Linked DNA regions of Homo sapiens: region 1 is linked to region 2. Evidence: chromatin contacts called from ENCODE Hi-C or POLR2A ChIA-PET data. All regions are on one chromosome and are shown on one strand. Each heading gives the region's core, a stretch centred on a gene start or an enhancer-like site at or near the end of the contact. The rest is flanking DNA. Distances are from core to core; before and after follow the strand shown.

Region 1 (2,700 bases), core at 30-2,529, 200 kb before region 2:
TCTTTTCTTTTTCTTTCTTTCTTTTTTTTTTTTTTTTTTTTGAGACACAGTTTCACTCTGTCACCCAGGCTGGAGTGCAGTGGTGCGATCTCGGCTCACTGCAACCTCCACATCCTGGGTTCAAGTGATTCTCCTGCCTCAGCCTCCCGAGTAGCTGGGATTATGGGTGTGCACCACCATGCCCATCTAATTTTTGTAGTTTTAGTAGAGACAGGGTTTCACCATGTTGGCCAGGCTGGTCTCAAACTCCTGACCTCAAATGATCCACCAGCCTCGGCCTCCCAAAGTTCTGGAATTAAAAGCGTGAGCCATCACACTAGGCCAAGATCCTTATATTTCTAAACAACCATGTTTCATTTGTCTACTCATAAGGGACAAGGTGGGTGGGAAAGGAATGACTTCCTACTTTACAGAGAACTGGAATCACTTGCTGAGGGGCTGAGAAGTGGGTTTCATTTGTAAGCCTCATGCCCAGCTCTCTCTCGCTTTCTTCCTCCCGTCCTCTCACAGATCAGCCCGGCTCCCTTCTGTTTTTGTTTTGCCTGCACACTCTTCGCTTCTGTCAGCTTTCTCTGTAGGTGTGCCTTCCCTTACACCTTAGGCTCAGTCCTCCCTTTCCCTCTCTTTCTTTTCCCACCTTGCCTCCTTCCCTCCTCTACTCTCTCCAAACCTCCTCCCTCATGTTGAGTCTTTGCTGAGAGACTCAGTGAATGAAGATTATGACTCTGGGAAACCGTGCAGTCCTTTAAGCTGGAAATACACTTCACTTGATCCATTAATGGCTTGAATTTTTCTCATTCCCCAACAGCCCCTGGTTATGAAGCCCTTGCAATGTAGGAACTACTATGGAGTGAGAAATATCGGTACGTTTTCATCAGCTAGTTTCTCTTGCTTAAATCTGGCAGGCATAGACCAAGCGTACAAGCACAGAAAACTGAAAGCCACCGATTAATGCCCAAATTCTTCCCAGTTAGCACTTTTTATTGACTTTATACTATGGAAATTCTTTCTTTGCCAGTAATGTGTAAAGTAAATTACATCGGTTTCCTGTAAACTGGCTCCACTTAAGGAAAAGGCAGTCACTCTAAATTGCTTCTCTTAAAATAGGACAAATTTGTTCTAAGAAAAATGAAAATGTTTGTGCATGGCTTGGGACCTAGAAATCAACACTGCAGAACTTTTCGTAAATCTGGGCTTACCTGATTTACTGTTCAAAGAAACAGTTGGCTCCCTGTTCAGTCCTGTTGTCTTATAGCTCAGCTCCAAGAGAAAAAGAAAGTAAAACCGAGACTCCAGTCGGTCTTCTTCCTCTCTTGAATCTTCCTGAGCTTCCTGACTGCTAATGAACGCCACCACGTGCCTGTGTTTGAAATTCTCTTTCATGCCATTATGCAAAATAAACAGTTTAAATGGAAAGTTAATCAGTAGTTATTTGCTGTCATGTGGGCCAACTGTCTCTTCTTCTCAAAAGTGAAAAAAGAGTGTTTTAATGATTTCATCTGGACTGGAAAGAAAGGCATGAATGCCAAGGAAGTTGGTGGATTTCAGTCCTTCCCAGCTGGGATATGTCCCAACAGTTAGAAGTTTGTCTAGATGCAAATGGCCCCCTGAGAAGGGCTTAAACCTCATTGACACCAGCAGCAGGGATTGTTCTAAAGCAGATGCCACTGGGAGAGAAGAGGAGCCTCTGATAGGCACTGCCCAGGGGAAGAAGGGCACAGAAAGGGGAACCTGAGAGGGGACATTTTTGTCTGAGTCTGATTGTAAGGATCATTAACCATCAAAACATTTTTACATAACTCATTCATGGCTTCTAGGATTCTGGGCCTTTCTTCCCTGTCCAGCTCTGTAATTTCAGAGAACCTCCCTGTGGGGAGAAATTGTCTAGGAAATGTCTATAGTAATACTCTGGAGTGTTGGCTGGGTCAAATGGTATTTCTAGTTCAAGATGCCTGAGGAATCGCCACACTGACTTCCACAATGGTTGAACTAGTTTACGGTCCCACCAACAGTGTAAAAGTGTTCTTATTTCTCCACATCCTAGCATTTAAAACATTTCCTTTTGATTGTCTTGGAGTTTCCAGGTTTATCATAGACTCAGTTGCAAATAGTGATAATTTTCCCTCCTTGTTTCCAAAAATATCTTATGTTGCTTTCTCTTGTATAATTACAATTGCTTGCTACCTTTTCAAAAGTGAGTTAATGTGCTTTTATTATTTATTTACCTGTAGGGCACCTAATATCTTATCATTAATATTGATGTTGGTTATTGGAAATTAATTAGTTTATTTTAAAATCAGTGTGGCTATACTTTGCTTAGTCCTATTTCATTAAAGTCTTTTATCTGTGGTATAAATTTAGAAAATTTTATTTTGACGTTGACTGATATAATTCCATGTCTTTTTCCTTTTGACCTACTAATATTGCAAATTACATCACTGCGTTTCCTAACATAAGTGATATGTACATGTACATGTGCAAAGGTTTGGGTTCCTAGGAATACAGACTGTTGAGATGAAGATAAAATGGATGAAGGAAGTTTATTAGGGAATCTTCTCAGGAAATGTGCTAGAGGGAGAAGGGAAGAACCCAGGATTAGGCAGGGAGAAGTGAGACTGAGATGTAGTCACAACAAATATAGACTCTACAGGGAGTTCTAAAGTTTGGTTGGACTTTCAGAATGAAGGAGAGTGAGCAGAA
Region 2 (2,700 bases), core at 77-2,576:
TAACTCCATTCAGCTCCCTTCAGTGGCTTCCAGGCTGCTAGTTTTCATAGTGATTTTAGTTTTTTGGTTTTCAAGGTTACCACAGAGTTGGGGGTAATGAGAAAGGGGCAAGTTGAAACATGACAGAACTCACTATTCTTACTATTTTTCTTGAATGAACACTCTCAATATTGCTTCAAGCGTTGGGTTGATACCCAGAGTTCTGAAAAAAAAAAAAAAAAAAAGAGTTGATTCTGACTATTTTTTGACAGTGTTCTCTATCTTTGTGGAGATTTTTGGAGGACATTATTCTGCTATTCCCACTGACATCATCTCACAATTATATTTGTCTTATAAATATATAGCATTATGGTTGCAGTGTGAAAGGTAATTTGAGAGAAGCAAGCCTCGAAACAGGTTCAATCCAAAGAAACAGTTGCAACAATCCAGTCCAGAAACGATGGTGACCATAACTCGAGTAGAGATAAGGAAAAAAAAAAGTGGATGCTCCAGAGAGACATGAAGCCTTTATAATACACAACTCTTTTGTTATTTGTTGGAAGAAAGAGTCAAGGCTTCTGTCATGGACAACTAGACAGATTATGGCACCATTTGCAAAATAGGAAACCCAGGAAGGAAGGGATGAACAGCCAGTGGAGCCAAAAGTGGTGCCCGTGAGAACCTCATTACCCAGTGAAAACACAAATAGAAGAAAGACCAAAGGTGTTTAGCGCATGCTCCAATACCCAGTAGGCCTTGCAGTGTTGACTTGAAGCTGTGGTGGCCAACAGGATTGAAAGGCATGCTTTGTAGTTAACAGTGCCTAGTAAGCAGCACCCAGTGGAGAAGGATTTGGATCAGGACAAAAGTAAAACCAAGATAAACACCACGTGACAAGTGACAGAAATTTTCGGTAGCTAATGTAACTCATCCATTGGGAAACCTCAGAAATAAATTGAGGGAAACAGGAACTTGCTGGCAGCCCATAGTGCTGCAAGAGCAGGTGGGTTGCAAGCTAGGAAAACATTCATAATTATTGTCGACATGATGTCATTTTAAACTTCAGGTTACTGATGATTTTTGAAGGACAAATTACAAGTATATTCCCAGAGGGTCTTTTAGGCATGACACCTTGGCCCTGGCTTGACCCCTTTTAGTCTAGCCTACACGCTGCCCTATAATCTGTGGGTCAGGAAACGCAAGCCCGCCACACTACCACCCACCAACATACATGAGGACGATGTGAAGTGAAGAGCAATAAACAGGAAGTTTGTAGCTGAAGAGGAAAATGTATCATGCTGATCATGCTGTTCACAACTAGATTTTACACCAGTCTGTTGAGCACATCCTGTGTGTATTCACAGAAATACAGAGGTGCAAGAGTGAAGGCCACGGAGGTTTCTCATGAACATCAAGCTGCCTCTCATGGGAGAACGGGAGGTGGGCCTGCCGATGCCTTCATCTGCTAGGGAGGATGATAGTGTGCTAGTGGTAGAGGCTGGACCAGTGGGCCCATGGAACAAGCTAATGTAAGGATGAGCTAGGAAGGAGAGGGTTTTTACTGAAAAGGTGGATGCTTCATTTGAGGGAGGAGGAGAAGAGGCTCATAGCCAAGTGGCCTGGGGATTCTTCTAGGGAAGTGAGCTTGCTGGCAGGCTTCACAGATCATGTCAGCAACTTAGCTGACTCCCTTGCAGAAATTTAGCCAAATTTTATGGGACTTTCTGTCGTCATGGAATCACGAAACTATTTTTTTTTTTTTTACTCTTTATGCTAAGTTCATCACAAAAGCCTTGTTCTTCAGTAAATCTTGCTCAGTGCAGGAAAAGAGAGAAATGAAGTGAAAAGGATTGCTCTGAGGAAGGAGAGGAGGCTGGGGGTGCTGGATGACCCTTTGTGAAAAATAAGCATGTTCTTAGTGCATCAGCAAAACAGAGGCACTGTAAATAGGCAAAAAACATTTCCTTAGAAGTTACCTCTCCCACTCTCTAACCAAAAGAGGTCTGGATCATCTGTACATCCTGCAGTCTATCACATTGGTCCACTGTATCAGGGTCTCTCAGCCTTGGGACTATTGACATTTTGGTCCAGATAACTCTGTTGTGGGGGACTGTCGTGTGCATCTTAGGATGTTCAGTAGCATCCCTGGATTCTATTTACCACATACCAGTAGCACCCACTCCCTGTTGTGGCAACTAAAAAATTCTCCAGGAGGCTGGGTGTGGTGGCTCACGCCTGTAATCCCAGCACTTTGAGGGGCCAAGGCGGGCAGATCACGAGGTCAGGAGATCAAGACCATCCTGGCTAACACAGTGAAACCCCATCTCTACTAAAAGTAATTTTTAAAAAAAATTAGCCGGGCGTGGTGGTGGGCGCCTGTTGTCCCAGCTACTCGGCAGCCCGAGGCAGGAGAATAGCATGAACCTGGGAGGCGGAGCTTGCTGTGACCCCAGATCACACCACTGCGCTCCAGCCTGGGTGACTGAGGAAGACTCCGTCTCCAAAAAAAGAAAAAGAAAATTTCTCCAGGAATTGCCAAATGTCTTCTACAGGGCAAAATTGTTTCCAGTTGAGAACTAGCACATTACCTCAATGATGTCACATTGGAGAGGCAGGACAAGCAATAGGTGGCCAGCATGATAGTGGCCTTGGTAAGACACATATGTTTGAGAGAGTAGAATATCAGTTCTGGACTTCCAGCTCAAGGAGGGTCTTCAGTGA

The links. Hi-C counts contacts between places; a loop is a spot of excess contacts on that map. ChIA-PET counts read pairs that join two places held with the same protein, here RNA polymerase II (POLR2A). Pooled maps may share reads with other maps.
Region 1: a pooled map shows a loop between it and region 2 (2.3-fold over the local background). The contact joins the promoter of GIMAP2 here to the enhancer-like site in region 2. A Hi-C loop is called at or near these places in 5 of 50 pooled maps. POLR2A ChIA-PET finds 5 or more read pairs at or near these places in 8 of 52 experiments (CD4-positive, alpha-beta T cell, CD4-positive, alpha-beta memory T cell, CD8-positive, alpha-beta T cell and 5 more).

The regions. Positions count from the first base shown.
Region 1 is chr7:150,684,285-150,686,984 of GRCh38, reverse strand. It overlaps GIMAP2 (GTPase, IMAP family member 2), which reads right to left and starts at 1,279. Exons shown (of 3, transcript NM_015660.3): 1 at 1,200-1,279. It overlaps LOC124901774 (a long non-coding RNA gene), which reads left to right. Exons shown (of 4, transcript XR_007060589.1): 2 at 809-863. RefSeq lists an enhancer at 1,205-1,404.
Region 2 is chr7:150,480,322-150,483,021 of GRCh38, reverse strand. No RefSeq gene overlaps it. Among named protein-coding and RNA genes, the nearest start is that of GIMAP8, 31 kb to the right of the region's middle. Within about 2 kb of position 1,326, at least 5 of the 41 ENCODE cell types and tissues checked have a DNase peak (open chromatin) inside an H3K27ac peak, as active enhancers do; they include CD4-positive, alpha-beta T cell and CD8-positive, alpha-beta T cell, where a contact is called at or near this core.